2 separate regions of the Mus musculus genome follow, and region 2 is linked to region 1. Evidence: chromatin loops called from intact Hi-C (ENCODE). Cell type or tissue: gastrocnemius. All regions are shown on one strand. Each heading gives the region's core, and the rest is flanking DNA. Links, peaks and the distances in the headings are about the cores only. Region 1 overlaps Ctnnbl1 (catenin, beta like 1). Region 2 overlaps Ctnnbl1 (catenin, beta like 1).

Region 1 (8,610 bases), core at 3,010-5,509:
GGCTGGTGCTTTAATCCCCACGCAGGATTTGTTTTTAGTTTCAGACTTGGTCACAGATCCAGAAAATTGAAGGTAGGCTGGAGGCTGGAGGAAGTAGGCAGAATGCTAATTTGCACTCCTTACCAGCCGACTCCAGAGCCATGCATAATACAAATACTTTCCTAAGGGTTTTCTGAGCTAAATGTATTTTGACTGCTCTCGGCCCTCCTGCAATCAGATAAAATTGTATCTAACCCAACTAAACATTGAGTTTCACACTTTGCAAGCTTAAAAAGTCTGCCTGTTGGAAGTTAGATTTCTGTAACAAGAAAAAAGACTTTCCTCCAGCCAGACACCCACCAACCATATCCACTTGGCTCTAGGATCTAAGTGCTGCTCACCGCCACTGTCCTGCCAGTTTCTAGACAGCAGAGATGGCAAACATAACTAAGAATCAGGGAAAGAGACAAATAATGCAAATAAATAATGCTGCCATCCATCGCAGCAGAAGCCGGCCATGCCGTCTTGTTTGTAGCAGTGACAAGCCATTGCTGCCAAGCAGAGCTGTGACGTTTGCCACTTCTGAATTGGGGGAGATAGGGGAGTTAGTTAGGGTGGTTTAGAAAAAACTAAGTTGTGGATGCTCTGTGCCCCCAGATGTTTTCTGCTTTCTTTGCCATGCATAAATGATTCAGTTTATTAAGGGAAACACTTTAATGTTCTTACTGGCTGTGAGACTTGAGAGCACGATTGTGTATCCCTGGGAGAAGAGGGAGAGCAGCTCATTTTCTGCTGCAGCCCTTCCAGCTCTGGCACCAGCTCCTCTCCAGTGGCTCCGTCCCCATTCCTTCCCCAAGGCATAAGGGAGAGCTCAGAAAGCGTCACTGACTAGCAACTGGGTGTGCAGACAGGCCACAAATTTCAGATTTTCTTCATGTCCAGATGTTGCCCCTGAGTCTCAGAAAGTCCCAGAAAGAGCAGGGGCTGTATTTGTCTTCTCCTCCCTGTCATCCTTAGGCTCTGTCCAACCAGGTCTGTAGAGTGCAGCTCACTGGGCTCTTCCTCCTCCTGTCTGTCTTTCTGTTCTCTGCTCACTGCTGTCCCAGCTCTATGGCTCTGGCCAGGCTGCCTAACCTCCCTGAGCCTTTGTTGTGTGCTCTGTGAGTGAGAGCTGTGAGCTTTATGCCAGGGTAGATGCAACACTGACTGAGAGCACACAGTGACTGCATAAGTTTATTTGGTAAGGTTAGTTTCTCAGGTATCTGTTTGGGCAGAGTTGTTCAAGATCTTAAAGTGAGCCAGGGTCCGTGAAGTAAGGGGCTTGCTAGCAAAGAACTTGGCTTTTTCTTCCCCAGCGAGGTAAATGGCATGGAGTGAGAACAAAACTCGATGCAAACTTGATTGTGGGCATTTTGAGTTGTTCCTTTAGCCAAAAGTAGTGCCCCCTCCCCCCATTTTCCTGCGATTGCTGTAGGATTCTTCTTTATCCTCACTTCCTGTGTAAGGCAAGCAAGGCAGTGGGAAGGGGAAGGGAGGCTGTACCCAGCTCTCCAGTCTTCCTAGATGCCTGATCACAGCTGTCTTAGCTAAAGAGTCTCTTCTCCAGGAGAGAAAACCAGGGCTGCCTTCCCTCCTTCCTTCCCTGCATGCCCTGGGGTTGCCCACAGGCAGTCCCCCAGAACCTGTTGTACAGATGGCAGTGTAAAGGAGGAAAGGCTCTCTTCAAGATTCTAGAAGGAATCCTGACTTTGGTATCGCTCCTTGGCAGATGTGTGTATTCTGTAGCTACTGTGGGTTTCCTACCGACCTCAAAAGGTGACTCAAGTAAGAGCTGGAAGTATGTTTTACCCAATGCCTCATGCCCTGTTTTTCCATCATGTGTAGGTACTGCTGAGGCAGAGCTTGGGGAAGGAGAGGTGGGATGATGACCATGAGAACCTTGCATTCACCAGCTTTGTAACCCTGCCTTTTCCTTTGTGCCACTCATCTCTGGCTTGCCCAGCCGGGGTCAGGACTAACTTGGGGTTAGGAAGCCATTAAGACCCCTTCCTTGCCTCGGAGTGCCTTGAAGAGGCCATGGGTTGAGAGAGCACTGCAGGCTGCCAGTTCTGCACTCAGTTTGCTCATTTGAATGGAGAGCTGTGACTAGGGGAATGGGGACATTTGGGGATTGACCTGTGATGTGTTCTTCTCTTCCTTTGCTTCCTATTCCCGCAGGTGGACGGGCAGGTGGCCGCATTGTTGGTGCAGAATCTGGAGCGCCTGGATGAGTCTGTGAGGGAGGAGGCTGATGGCGTCCACAACACCCTAGGTGAGGGGCTGGCACCAATTAACAACCAAATGGGTTTTGGTTTTTTTTTTTCCCCTATACTCCAAAGCTGCCTTTTAAAAATGAAGACCCATGTGTGCATTTCATGTAACTACAGCTTTGATTTGGTATATAGGCAATAAAAGCTGAAATCCACTAAGTAGGTACCCATCCAAGAGAAAATATAAAATATGCTGGCTCCTAAATTTTATTTTAAGATTTTACTGTTTCTAATTATGTATATATGTATGTTGGGGAGTGTTTGCACATCATTGTGGAGGCCAGGAGATCCTTGTTGGATTTCCTGTGCTAGAGTTAAAAGTGGTAGACCCTCTGATATAGGTGCTGGAAAGCAAACCCAGATCTTTGCAAGAGCAATATGAACACCTCTCCTTAGCAGCCTTTGCCTCCAAAAGTTAAGATGAAATCCTTGTGGGGCCCTTTCTGCCCTAGGAAGCAAAGTTTTAAATTTGTGGGTGATCTCGTGTCAGCTTCCCTCACCCACTTCCTTCAGTGGAGCTGCAGGTGTTTGCACATCTGTGGACATTACAAAAAGGTATTTGCATTGAAAGAGCCAGTGTTTCCTTGTCTTTGGTACAGACGGCTTGGCTAAGTGAGTTAAAATACTTCCAGCGACTCTGCTGCCCGAGTCCCATTCATTTCAGTGCATTCTTCTACAGTCCTTTCCTTCTCCCTCAAATCTCTCCAGCTTCTCCCTTCGCACAGTTGCCATATTTAAAGTCATGCCTTTGGGCAGGCCGCTTCCTCCCTGGCTGCTATTGTGTTAAACCAGCGGTGGCATCTTTGCAAGCTGAGCTCCAGCAATGAAGGGGGCCGAGCTGAAACAGGAGTTTCTATGAGATTAGTTTCCCTCCCGGCTCCTCTGTGCTTACTGCAGATCTCCCTTGTAGTGCTAGACTCTTCAGTGTGGATTATTGTAAAGAAGAGGGAAGATGGGCACCCAGGGAGTATGAGAGGGGAACACGACAGCCTGCGGTTGGGAGCTGGCTCTAGTGCAGAGGCAGAAGTTGGCATTGCCATCTGTCAGCCTAATGCTGGATTTTGCAACATGGAAAGCTTATCAAAAGTCTTAGCTGGCTGTTCATAAAAAGGCCCTGGTGTGGTAGGAAAGCGCAGCTCTGGCAAATCTGCCTGGTCTCTGCTCAGGCACCTACCACACTCAGATTCATGCCTCCTCCTTCCCACTCCTTGGGTGCCTGGTGTTTCTCAGACACAGTACTGGGAGCTAGGGCAGATCAGGAGGAGTCAGGCATGACTAATACAAGGGTGCTCTCATGGGAAAGCCCAGGACAGAGGAAGGAGTGCCAGTGACAAGAGCTATGATTAGTGTCAGTAAGAACATCCTAGAGACTGAGAGCAAGGGCCTTGAGTGTTGCAGGGGAGCTGACTGGGGCCCTTGGCCTGTGGAGGAGTCCGTGGCTGTCTTTGGCTAAGTCAAGCGAGGCTGTGCTTCTGGAAAATGAGGGCGGGAGGTGGGGTTGGGGCAGTGAGATCAGGGAGTGAGTCTGTCCAGAGTTTGGAAGACCCTGTGAACCATGGCAGGAAGTGTGGCTTTGTTTCTTGTGTGTAACAGGAGATCATGTGTAGTACGAACAGAACAAGATAAAATGAACAAGTGCTTGATTGAGAGAGACTGTTTGGTCTCTTGAGTCCCTCTGCTGCTCACTGTCAGCATGTGTCCCCTCCCTCATGACTGCCCGATCTCCTTTCAGTGGCTCTTGAGGAACCTGGCTTGGGTGAAAGAAAGAGCCTGGCTCTTGAGGAGCCTGGCTTGGGTTTCTTTGGCCCTTGCTCCTTCAGAATCCAGGCACAGCAGCACGCTCTGGATATTATGCTTTGAGAACACAGAACAGTGTCTGCCTTGTGAGAGTGGCCTGTTGTAAGATAGGAAGCAGAGGGGCCCTGGAGGGAAGGAAAGCATTTGATGTGGTAAGGGCAGTGGTGGTTTTTTTTAATGCTCTTCTTCTTGATGTCATAGCATGTAATAGCTTTTTTCCCTTTGCCTTCTAACTTTTAATTTTCCTATTAAGTCACACTTTGACTGTTGTAGGAGATAGCAGGACCAATTATTTGCTTCCCGATAGCTGGCAGCTACCTCTGCCGTCATGGCCTTTCCCCTCTGCACGCGTTAGTGTGCTCAATTAAGAAGATCATGCTCACCTCCCTGCCAGTGTCTTGGTTTTCATATGAATCACAATACCACAATGTGTGTGTGTGTGTGTGTGTGTGTGTGAGAGAGAGAGAGAGAGAGAGAGAGAGAGAGAGAGAGAGAGAGAGAGAGAGAAGAGAGAGAGAGAGAAGAGACTACCTGGCCCTAGGAGACCCTGCCCTAGCCTGACTAGCTGCAGACCTCTGGGACTGAGCGTGCTTTGCTAGGCAGCTCTCCACCCATCAGCGTGCTCTGCTCTGGAGTCACCTCTATTAGCATAAAAACCCATCCCTCATCTCTTCTGCGAATTCCGTCATTTTCAGTTATGACTTCTACTTGTAACATAACTTGAAGAAAAAGGGGAAAAAACATAGCAACTCCTTGGTTAATCTAAAAGTGACAACAGCATCTGTTGAGTAGAATACAGGGAAGTGGGACAAAGGCTAAAGTGCTTGTCATGGGAAGTGGGCTTGATGCGAGTAGGAGCAGAGAGATGCTTTCCCAGGTGACTGGTGTCTGTCTCTTTCAGCTATTGTGGAGAATATGGCCGAGTTCCGTCCGGAGATGTGCACAGAGGCTGCCCAGCAGGGACTCCTGCAGTGGCTGTTGAAGAGGCTGAAGGTAAGGGAGCCAGTGGCCCTGCCACCCATATGTCTCTGCTCTGGCTGTGGCTGGTGCCATGGTGTCGATAGACATCCTCCGACCTCCACATGTCTAGTTTGGGAAGTTTCTGGCCCTTTTGTTGCTTGTCTCCATCCCCAATAATCTTTTTGAGTTCTACTTTAAAAAAGCATCTGTTGTTAACAATATCATATATATTCTTTTAGAAAATTTCTGAACATACATAGGAGCTAGTGTTGTATGTTGACGTAAAAAGAATTATATAATGTTTTCTTATGCAAATTGTTTTTTCACTGAACTAATGATAGCCTAGTGTTCCATTGGACAGAAGTACCAATATTATTATTATTTTTTTTTTGAAATAGGGATTCATGTAGTCCAGGCTGGCCTGCAGTTCAGGAGACTTTGAACTCCTGATCTTCTTGCCTCTCCTTTCCATGTGCTGGGATTACATGTGTGTGCCTCCCTGCCCAATTTATGCAGGAGTGGGGATTGAACCCCTGGCCTTGTGCATGCTCAGCCATCACCCTAACAACTGAGCCACATCCTTTGCCGGGCTCTCAGTTTTAATTTTGACTGTTATAAGCAGTTTATAGTGGGTATCACATCTGAACACTATTCTGGTGCACTTAGCTTATCTGTGTGTTAAACCCCTACTAGTGGAACATTCAGGCCATAGGGTATTTGCATTAACGTTTGAGGCAGGTGTTGTAGAATTGTCACCTGTCAAGTTTGCCCTGCTGGCCACTCCCCTGTTGCTCCCGGGAATACCAGGCATCAACATACTTAAGGCTTTCGTGCACTTAGAAGTGAACATTGATGCTAGGCTACTTCAATTTACATTTTTAAATCAAAGAATGTGTATTGGCTTCCAGTTGCTTAGTAGCCATTCATGGGCTTGGGGAAGTGGTCCAGCAGGTAGGATGCCTGTACCCAGCTGTAGTCCCAGCCCTAGGAAGTGGAGGCAGAAGGATCAGAAGTTCAAAGTCACCCTCTACTACACAGTAAGGAGCAGGCCGGCCTGGGCTGTATAAGAGCCTGTCTCAAAACAACAATAATGACAGCTATTTGTATTAATTTCTTTTAGCTTTATATTTGTATCCTTTATCCTTATTTCTGTTGTATCCCTCATTCTCTTTCTTAGCACAGAGTCACCATGTTTTTAACTATTACTGCTGTCCCATCGAGTAAATAAGAAAGGAAGGGAAAAGCCATTAGCTTGACCAACTGTGTGATAGGAAGGCTACTGTGGAGGTCCTCACTAGCAAGATAAGAGAGGTTTCTTTAAGGAGGAATGACTCTTAAAGTAGTCATGGCTTATCCGGAATGTCTGGGCTGTGTCAGGTCAGGTTCACAGTCCTTGTCTTGGCAGGCCTAAGGGGAAGGCAGCCAGACAGTCTAGGTCTTCTCCAGCTCTGCTTATGTAACCCCATAAGATAGACACACACACACATACACTCTCACACACACACACACACACACACACACACACACACACACACACACACATCAGGGGAGCCTCTGCCCAGTAGTGCTATCAGTAGAGATAGACATATTTGCCAGGCAGAGCCCAGTGCACTGAGCCCTTGTAAGCCCTTTCCTTTTCCCACTTGGGCCTGTATCCAGCAGGTAGCTGGTTTATCTGCTGCCATCTTGGCATCTTCCTTTGGACTTCTGAGTCCAGGTGGTCTTTGGCCTTAAGCTGCACTTGTTCAGCGTACAGTTCCTTCCCCACCTACTTCTCAGCACTCAGTTTGTGTTTCCATCCTCATTGAAACACTTAGGGAGTGAGGGGTAGAGGAAAGGATAACAAGAATCTGGGTTCCTGGTGGAATTTGTAGACCCAACCTTAACATACAGAAAATAATCTCATAGTCTTTGTCTTTGTGAAGTCAGGATAGGGTTTTTAGGTCCTTGGGACTTAATAATGAATTTGAGGCTCATTCTTTAAAACTCCTCTGTCCTTTGAAAGGTGCTTAAATTAGCCATAACAGCATTCTCTTGCTCAGTCTCTGTCTCTCTGTCTCTGTCTCTCTGTCTCTCTGTCTCTCTTTCTCTCTCTCTCTCTCTCGTTCATTCTTTCTTTTTTTGGAGTTGCTTCTATAAGAGAAATTGAGACCTTTGGGTGTTTAGTCTGGGTTTCATTTGCTATTTTAGCAAGCTATTATTGAGTTTCGCCACAGGGCACAGAAATTTGTATAATCCTCAGGACAGGAAGAGCCTTGTTACAATCTATAACCATTTTCAAGGTTTCCAGTATTTAAACTTTAAATTGGTATTTGGTTATTTTACTGGGAATCAAGTAAAACTCTGTGCTGCATGGAATGGTCACAAAAGCAAGCTAAGCTAAGAGCAAGGCGGCAAGAAGGAAGCCATGACGCTTGAATATGCTTTGTTCTGGGTCTCTAGCCCAAGCAAGTGCGTGTTGATTCTTCACCAACATCAGCCTTAGAGATTCCTGGTGGACTGGACCTAGAGTCTGTCTTCCCTTGGAGCTGGGTGGCTGCAGCTAGTGGTCCTTCACTTGTCTGGCCCCTTTCTTTCAGGGGACCACTGAGGTCCCACGAGGTGACTGAAAATCCACGTGAAAGTGCCTTCAACTCATGACCATCCTGGCAGCCAGGGCCTTCAGCAGTTGTGTTGAAAGATCTTTAGTGCAATTTTGAAAACCAGGTTCCCTGGACCCAGCGCAGACCTACCGTCCCAGTGAGGCTCACTGGTGAAAACACCATGACCAAAAGTAAGCTGGAGAAGAAAGGGTTTATGTGTCTCACACTTCCGCACCACAGTTCATGACTGAAGGAAGTCAGGACAGGAGCTCAGACAGGGCAGGAACCTGGAGGCAGGAGCTGATGCAGAGGCCATAGAGGGGTACTGCTTACTGCCCTGCTCCTCATGCCTTGTTCAGCCTGCTTTCTTATAGAACCCAGGAACACCAGCTTAAGGATGGCCACACTTGGCTGGGCTTTCCATTATCAATCATTGAGGAAGAAAATGCCCAAGGCTTGCCCACAGCCTGATCTTATAGATGATAAACTCTTCTCAACTGAGGCTCCCTCCTCTCCTTTGATTCTACCAGTGTCAAGTAGACACACAACTAACCAGCACATTTACCATCTCAGGGTCCACTGCTAATATATTCTAGAAATTCCTCCTATGCATCAGTGTATGCTGCTCACTAAGGTCCACTGGGCTCTAGAAAGTGAACCCTCTTTTCTGTTCTTACCTACAGACGGATACAGGGGAATAGCCACTACTTCTTCAGTGCCCACCTCCCGACCTGCTTTAAGGCAACTTCCCTGCCGCAGTCTGGTCTCTTCATTTCTCAGTTCTGAAACGCTAGCCCTATTATCTGTCGCATAGCTCCTTTGCTTGTCTCTGTTTTGCTTACGTCCCTGTCTCCACCACGCACAGTACTTTTTCCTCCTGTGTTTTATATACACACCACTGTGGGACAGCCTGAGTCCCTACTCTTTCACACAGCCTGAATCATTCTTAGAATTATTCTGAAGGCAAGTGTGTAAGTTCTATT
Region 2 (8,610 bases), core at 2,470-4,969, 52 kb before region 1:
CCCTCCTCTGACTGCCACAGACTGTCCTTCCGAATCCTGGAGGCTGGTTAGTAGCTGATACTGGGCTTTGTGTTGTACCTGGGGTTGTCAGCAGAAGGTTGAGGAAGTCTTAGTTTAATTAAAAAAGCAATTTTGACTCTTGCTTCACTTTGTGTGGCAGAGAGGCTCTTTTGCCCACGTGACCTTTGTGATGGCCAAGCACGGTGAATGTGACTTTTCTCAGGGGTATGACACTGAGCCTGGCGGGGTGACATGGCCGAGGGTTGTTGTGCAGCTGGGCCTGAGGGCTCCCCTCTGCAGCAGAGGCAGCTTGCCCTCCAGTTGGCAGGTTGCCTTTGTGTTTATGGAAAAAGAGGGTCACTTAGAGGGAAGATGTGTCTAAACAGCCGCAGATGACAATCAGCTCAAAGAGGAGCAGTGGCTGTCACCCACCCACAAACAGGACAGGCTGTGACTTCCATGTTGAAGCCCACACTTCATGCGAGGCTCCAGCTGTGTGATGTGCATGTGCTGTGTTCCTCTCTATTTGGAGCAGAGGAAGGGGAGGCTCCAGAGCTGCTGCTGCATGGAACACCTGGGGAGGAGAAGGTTGACCCTTCTTCCTAGAAGAAGACCATGAGTGACGGCAGCCTAAAATAAAGACAGCAGAGACTTATGGGGAATGGGGAGGCACAGCACCATTGATTGGCCTTGTAGTTCCTGCCACAGGTATCATTTTTGTATAGAAAGACTGGTTACATGTAAATGCCCTTCTCCTCATTGCCCTGAGGTCCTCTAAGGCTGTGGCCAGATGAGAGCTTGCTGGGGCGGGGGGGGGACACTGCTCAGTAAATGCCCTTGACTAAGGAAGAATGGAGTGAGGGGTGGATGAGTGACGGAAGTGGCCACCCAAAACTGGGGAATACATTGGGGGGTCACCTACAGTGTTGTTTGCCATCTCTCCTGTTGCCTGTTTACAGCTCTTCTGCCTCAACTTTCTTCCTGCTGGGATTATCGATGTGAGGGTCCATAGGAGAAGTGCCCAGGTAGAGGCCCTAGAAAGACATTCAACCATTCTTCGTTCCCTCTTCAACCACTCCATCTTTAGCCAGCAAACCCTAGTGAGCCTCCTGTCTGTCCCCACATCATTGGTACCACAGTTCATCTGTGACCATACCAGGTTTTTATGTGAGTGCTGAGTATTTGAACTCTTATCCACTGAGTTATTTCTCCAACCTTTGTTTTTGTTCTTAAACATTTCTTTTCACTGAAGCCAGGGCCTCACATATGCTAGGTAGGCCTTTCATGATGGAGCTAAATCTCAGCCCCTTGCTGCTGCTTCTTTCTTGATGAAGTAGATTAAGCTGTGTTGTGACTGATCTTGGTCTTACTCATAGGAAACTTGCTTTAAATAATAGCAGATGGTCTATTCTGTTCCTTCTATAACCTGAGAGTTGATTGGCATTTCTTTTAAAGACTAGGGCTGCCTCTGACCCTAAAGCAAGAGATCGATTGATTCATTTATTTGCCAGAGATTTACTGTAAGTCCACTGTGGGCCATAATTGCTGTTTTTCTCAGCACCCAGACTTATAGGCAAGAAATGAGCCTGCACAAAGCAATAAGGTTGGTTTTTATTTTGTGTTAGTTGGCTCGAGAATATCCATTTCCTATGTATGAAATATATATACACACATGTGCATATGTACATATATATTATATAGAGATTATGTGTGTGTTTAATATTTGTTGTGGACTTTTTCTGGGTTTGGCTTTTCTCCATATTATTTACAACAGTAGGGGGGCTCCCCCCCCCCAAGATTTATGGTGATTTGTCCAAGGTCACACACTAGTGACAGCAAATTCGGTCACCAAAGTGCATTCTCTTCCCTTGTCCTTCTCCGTATTCGTGGACTAGTTCCCATCAGTTTCTTGGGTGTTTTGTGTTTCATACAGTCCTAGGACGCACATGTCTACATCACTGCTGTCAGCTCATTTTAAGTGTAAGGAGCCCCAGGCAGGGATGTACAGTAAACACGGAAAGCAGGTGAGGCAGGCTGCTTCTGTCATGATTGAATTCTTCGCCACCGTTTTCCAGCTCTGTGACTTTGGGCAATATGCTGAGGTGTCTCTCGCAGCCCCACTTGCTCCATTTGGTAGCAGGAATATTACCTCTGCAGAAGGCGCGCTCGGGACTGGGAAGAAAGCGGTGCACTTATGACCTGGAGCAGGCCTGCAGACCGTGGTGGCTGTGCCACTTCAGTGGTCATTTGGTAAAAAGCTGTAGGGAGAATTTTCTGGGTTCTTCAGACCCCACAATTCTAGGATCTTCATGCTTTTGTGTGTGTGTGTGTGAAATTTAAGGCCCAGCAAGGCTCATGATGTGGCTTTGTTTTAAGAGGCGGACGCCTTCTGTCTTTCAGGCTGTTTGAGGCAGCATGCCTCTGGTGTTGTGATGTTCACGGGAATCCTCGAGTTTCTGAGTAATTTCAGTCTGAGACAAGTGAGTAGAATTGATGTCAGGTTGCCTTAACACAGGTGTTATAAACAAGATTAAGAGGTTGTTGAAAAGATATCAGCAGAGCTCTGGGGCTGGCTTTCTGAAGTCATTCTAACGTGACAGCTAATGGGTAGTTTGCCTGATGGCTCTCCCTGAGCTGGCTGTAACTGACTGGAGATTCACCCACAGAGGAGCCCTGCTTATGAACATTTGCTGTTCTTTGTCATGAAGTCAAGCCCTGACAGAGACGCTGTCTTTGAGCCATGCATGTTACTTTCAGATAGTTGAGACCATTTTTCCCCTATGTTGTTGCTCTGTTTTGTATCTTTTGAGTCAGTCAGTTTTAAACTTGATATCCAGAGCCTGATAAGATGGTTCAAAACAGCTGTGTGAGTCCAGTGTATATGTTTGGAGGACAGTTAGGTACCTGTTTCTCAGCTGCAGTGGCGTTCTGTCTGTGAGGAATGTGTTGTTCCTAGCCCGTGTACCAGGTGCTCCTGCCAGGACGCTGAGGACCTTCAAATGCCCCTGACGTCAGTGGCAGTTAGTCTCAGGTCACGTTGAAATCTGTTTTATAGCCTCCCTGGGAGAGTGGTGGTGGGATGAGGCCGGCACAGTGAATTTGCAGGTAGCTACTAAGCCATTGGCCCTTTGCCCCTCTCCTCCACATGGCCAAGTGGCCAGCGTGCTTTCCTTTCCTAGAGAAATGTTTTCAGACATTGGATGCCTGACTTGGATCATTCCTTCACCAGCCTCCTTCACCAGCCTCCTTCAGCAGCCTTCTCTTTAGTGGGAGTGGAGATACTGTGCTAACGTCTGTAGCTTGTCAGCCATCTATAAAATAGTAAAACCTTCGAGTAAGGAGACAGAAGTGCATCTAGGACCATGGCATCTTTATGCATGATGGGCTCATCAATAGGCATGTGTCCACGTTGACAGGACATATGTCATTCAACCTTTGAGGCCCCCAGTAGGGGGCGCTGCAGAGCCTGGGGCAGTTGTGCTGGGCCCTGCCTTCCTCCCTCTGCAGACCCTGCCCTTCCTCCCTCTGCAGTATCACATGGAGGCTTATTTTCACGCAGGTATAGGTCCACCCAACTTTCACGTCCCTGGGAAACAGGCTGCTTGTGTGTAAACAGAGTTATGTGGCTGAGATCAAAACGAAGGGAGAAGGCTCAAGCAATCAAGGAGGAAGGGCTGACAGATTAATAATTAAAGTTCGCACTTGCAATCCGGTCTGAGTCTTCATCCTCCCTTCTCCAAGTGTCCTTACTGTCTGTCCTGGATTAAGTGCGTCCTCCCTGCAATAGCCCTTCCCTTCTGTTTGAAGGAAGAATGCACTTCAGAGTTTCGGTGATCTTAGACAGCATCAAGACTTCTTGGCCCCACTTTGTTAATGAATCATCTGTTGCTAGAGGCAGTGGTCTGGTGGCTGCGACAGATGTGCCATATACAACATTCAGAGCCACATGCGGGCTCACTGGTGCCAAATGCACATGCCCCATCCTCATCGTCTTAAAGCACTGTGTAAGCCTAAACAGTGGACTTGTATCTGCGCTGTGCTTTAAGACAGATAGGGGTTTCCTGGACAAGGCCTTCTGTAGCCCAGGCTAGCCTCAGACTTCCTGCCTTTGCCTCACAAGTGCTGAACTTGCAGGTGTGCTGTCATGCTCGTCTCATCAGTAATCAGTAGTTTTTTCAGGTCAGCTTGTTTTTAATGTTTAGACCTTGAGAGTGGCCTGGTGTTGGGGGAGGTAACCGGAGGCCCAGCATGAGCTCCTCTCCAGGAGATCTCGGGAAGAGAGTGGTTAAGGTCATGCTGCACGGAGACCTTCCTTCCACACTCTGGGAACCTGGATTTCCATAGGTAGTGCTCTCCTGATTAATGAGTGGCAGAAAAGCCACAGAAGGGGCTTTAATTTTGCTAAAACATGGTGGCACTGGGCAGAAGTGATGTGCATGTGGCAATAAGAAGGCCACTTCTGGGGTGCAGGGGAGGCTTTCAGGCTCCAGTCCTTTTTCTGCTGAGTTTATTCATCTGTAAGTGATAGGGTGAGGCTGATTGTCTGAGTCTGCATTTCCCTGTGCTTACCTTACCCTCTGAATATCACTAAGTGCTGAATGTACTAAGCTTTGAACACAGCAAGCCATGTGATTAGACATAGGAGTATAGAAAGATGGAGTCTCTCTGCAGTCAGGGGAACATTGAGAATTTGCGTATTTGTATTAATAATACATTACCAGTTCTGGCAGCCTGGCTGGTTCTTTGGTGTCTCTGTCCTCTCCCACTTGACCGTGACACGGCTCTTGGTCTCTGGTCTGATCCAAATATCTCTCCATAGTTCTGGTGTTTCCAATGTCCACATTAGCCACGGCTAGAAGACCCACTATCTTTTTTTCTTGCGTTTCTCACAAGAACTCAGGTATCTGGAAGGTAATGCCTGTCTGCGTTTCTTTGTGTTTTAACACTTGTTTTCCTAGCGTGGTGTTGTGTAGGTGTGTAAGTTCTGGGAGTCTGGGGAGCGGCTGTTGAGTGTGTCTGTGTGTGAGTGTCCTTTCTTTGTCTGACCTTCATGTTCATGGCAACATATGTACTCAATACTCATTTACTTATCAAACGGAATTGTCTTTTAAATGCAACAGCCTTAAAAATGTTAGAAAATTAATCTAAAACAAAATAAAACATGATCTGTAGAGGTATTCTGATTCTATTCTGTGATCATGACTGGTATTTATGCCACTTCTGAAATTTCATCAGCAAGATGGATAAAACTTTTTTTTTTTTTAACTTAAAAGAGTTGTGGCAAATTATCATTTTGAAAAGCAGCCAGAGAGCAACAAAAGATAGTTTTCATTTAGGTTGAGTAAGGGCTCAGATACTGTTTTGGTTTTGCGTTTTTGAGACAGGGTTTCTTTGTATAGCCTTGGCTTGTCCTGGAACTCACTCTGTAGACCAGGCTGACCTCAAACTCAGAAATCTGCCTGCCTCTGCCTCCTGGGATTAAAGGCGTGTGCTGCCTGGTACCACTGCCTGGCTAAGGCTCAGATACTGAATGCCAGGATCTCAGAATGTAGAGGGCCTGCTGGGATGGTGGATGGGGTAGGGGGCAGGGCTGTTGACAGAGCACGGTATCGGGCTCCATGGACACTTGCGGTGCTTGGGCACCTTATCTGTTGTCTTCACCTTAGCAGTATGTGTGTGCTGAAGCCAAAGCCCATCTCAGTGATTGGGCAGCCAGGATCAGGTATCTCTGAGCAAGCACGGTTGGGTGCCCAGCAGGATCCCAGGGTTCCTGCTCTTCAGAACCTAAGTCCTGGTTTAATGGAGGGGATGAAGAAGGTGTGTGTTTGTGTGTGTGTGTGTGTGTGTGTGTGTGTGTGTGTGTGTGTGTGTGAGAGAGAGTGTGTGTGTGATGCATGTGCATCAGCAGAGGTATAATCCACCACTGAGGATGCTCAGAAACCTTGATGGAGTGTTTGGAGGACTCTCCCAGGACATGACATTGGGCAGGGGCTCCAGGCTGAGTGGAGGCTCTCTATCCAGAAGGAAGGCCACCTGACTGTGCCGCACACTCTGTCTTTCTCTGTGCTCTTGAGGACGTTACTGAAAGGTCTTGTTGTTCCTAGCTCTACAAATGGTATTGCAAACCCAGGATCTTATTCAGCAGTAACAGGTGTCAAAAGATCACAGCCCCTCGTCCGCAGCCCTTAGTGGTCTGCCTCCTTTCACCTGCGTTGCTTATATAGCTATGCCATTTTTTCAAATTCAATTCAAATCTTTCTAAAAATAAATATCATAAGTTCCAGGTTTCCCTCATTTCCTTTCCCAGTTCCATTTCGTGGTGCAGCCCTTCTCCTTAATGACATCCTCTTGCCCTGCCCAGCAGGCTCCTGGGAACTTGTTTTATTCCCACATACTTTTTGGCTACCCTTACCACATTATCCATGGAACCATTTTCTTATTGTACGTGTGCTCCAGTGAGCATTGTGTAGCCATCTCTGTGGATGTGAGCATTCCCACATCCCAGTGTGCATGTGTTCGCTGGGATGGTTGCAGACCTATGTGTCTTTAGCATCACCAGTGAGCTCTGCCCTCACGATACCCCACAGACATGTCAGTGGCTGCATCCTCAGTCAGCCCTCACGCTGCCAGATTTCAGTTTTCATTTTTTTGTCAATCTGATGTGTTAGAGTTTTAAGGTATGCTTCCCTAATCTCATGAAGTTGGAGAGCTTTTACATGCAGATTGGCTACTCAGTGTTTCTTGTTTTGTGGTCGTCTGCTTATATTCTGTCTTATTTTAGGTAATCTTATTACCCTGTATCTTCCTAAAGGTAACTTGGCGGTTGCAGAGCAAAGCCAGAGTATTTTGATAATGTAGCATTAATATGTCACATGACTCGAAAATGATTCACTTGCACCCAGATTTCCCTGACCATTGTTCCTCTGCTGTTTGTACAGTACTGCTAGGTCTTGTAGATAGCGCTGTTCTGTTGTTATGCTGTGGGTTGCTGTCGAATATTTCCTGCCGCTCCTAATAGAGTGAGGTTGAACTTCTATTAGCTCAGTAAATACCGTGGAGTGAATGAATGAGTGATGATGGCTCTGGTGTAGCTGACAAAACATATTCATAATCAGTGTGCTAAAATGGAGATGTTTTACCTTGCAGTGGCTTTACAAGGGTCTGCCTGTGTTAGTGTTGATAAAGAAACCAAATCAGTATTCAGCTTCCTGATGTAGCTGCAGAATTAATCAGAGAAGATGTCAAAGTAAATCATGGACATTAAAGTGTACTTTGTGTTTCTAGAAAGAAACCTACACTACTGCCTTTGGTGGGAGGGTGAATATATATTCAGGTTTTAACAAGAAATAAAAGTTTTTTTGGGGAGGAAAAATTAGATTAAGTACAGTCTTTATGACTAGTGATCCGCATCATAAATCACATGGCCTTACCTGTCAGCCAATCAGATTGCAGATTATAAGGAGGCTTTGGTAACTTTGCTTTTTGGCCTTTTTTATTGAAGACTTATAACTTTTAAAGTTGGCATACAGTGTAATGGGTTTCATTATGGTACTTCATACATACATGTCATTATACTGTGTTCTTAACACCTGTCCCCTTCCTTGGTGGCTCTCTCTTGCTTATTGCCTTCCTTCCCTCAGACAGCCCCTCTTGATTTCATTCTATTACCTCCCCTTGTTTTCCCCTTCCTCTCTGTTAAGATCTCTTCCTCTCTTCTCATAGTTCTGTCTACTCCCCCCTCTTTCTCGCTCAAATCTAGACTGCATAGGAGAGAAAATAGAGGTTGTCTTTCTGAATCTGACTAATTTTGTTTAACATAATGATCTCCAATTGCATCCATTGTAGCAAAGGACGTAATTCCATTTTTCTTTATGGCTGAATAAAGAAAGCTGCTCTGTGCATATGTGTAACATTTTCTTTATGCATTTGTATGTTGATAGGCATTTAGATTGCTTCTATTTTCTGGCCATTGAGAACAGAGCAGCAGCGGGAAGCATGGGTGTGCTAGTATCTGTGTGGTAGGATATAGGGGCTTTTGGGTAAGTACCCAGGAGCAGTAGAGCTGGGTTATATATGGAAGTTCTAGCTTTAGGTGGTTTTGGGTAGCATTTCCACACTGATCTCCATGATGGCTAAAGCAGTTTACATTTTACCAGCGTTTGCGTGGTAGCCATTCTAACTGGGGTAGGAGGGGATCTCAGAGCAGGCTGATTTGCATTGTTCCTGGTGACTAAGGATGTTGAATATGTTTTCAAGTATTTTGTTGGCCTTTTGTAGTTGTTCTTTTGAGAACTGGCTGTTAGGGTCATTGGCCTTTTCATTGGTTGGATTTTTTTTTTGTGCATAATTTTTGTAGTTCATTCTATAGTAATCTGTATAATGTATAGTTAGCAAACACTTTTCTTGTTACAGTAAGTTTTTTCTTAGTAAGGTGCTTGTTTTCTTTGCTGTGTAGAAGAAGCTTTGTAGTTTCATGTCATCTCAGTCTTTGTTGCATCCCAAATTGATGCTAGGAATTGTGTGTGTGTCTAAAAATCTGAACCAATGTCAGATGTCTCTCTACTTTCTTTTCTGAGACAGTTTGACTGGCTAGCCAGTCAGTTCCAGGAC

What was found. Hi-C counts contacts between places; a loop is a spot of excess contacts. Peaks named below come from ENCODE experiments on the same cell type or tissue, not always from the same donor. Only the 100,000 strongest peaks of a DNase experiment are listed, where the experiment ranks them.
Region 2: a loop joins it to region 1, with 2.4 times the contacts of the local background. A loop is called at or near these places in 6 of 42 quality-filtered maps.

What each region holds. Positions count from the first base shown.
Region 1 is chr2:157,804,479-157,813,088 of GRCm38, forward strand. Ctnnbl1 (catenin, beta like 1) reads left to right here. Exons shown (of 16, transcript NM_025680.4): 6 at 2,197-2,290; 7 at 4,987-5,078. Among named protein-coding and RNA genes, the nearest start is that of Ctnnbl1, 71 kb to the left of the region's middle. In gastrocnemius, for the core only: a CTCF peak has its summit at 3,978; no DNase peak of the experiment used is centred there; H3K27ac peaks cover 1,421 bases.
Region 2 is chr2:157,752,940-157,761,549 of GRCm38, forward strand. The region is part of intron 1 of Ctnnbl1 (catenin, beta like 1); the gene reads left to right. Among named protein-coding and RNA genes, the nearest start is that of Ctnnbl1, 20 kb to the left of the region's middle. In gastrocnemius, for the core only: a CTCF peak has its summit at 3,450 (motif pointing right); a DNase peak (open chromatin) is centred at 3,469; H3K27ac peaks cover 591 bases.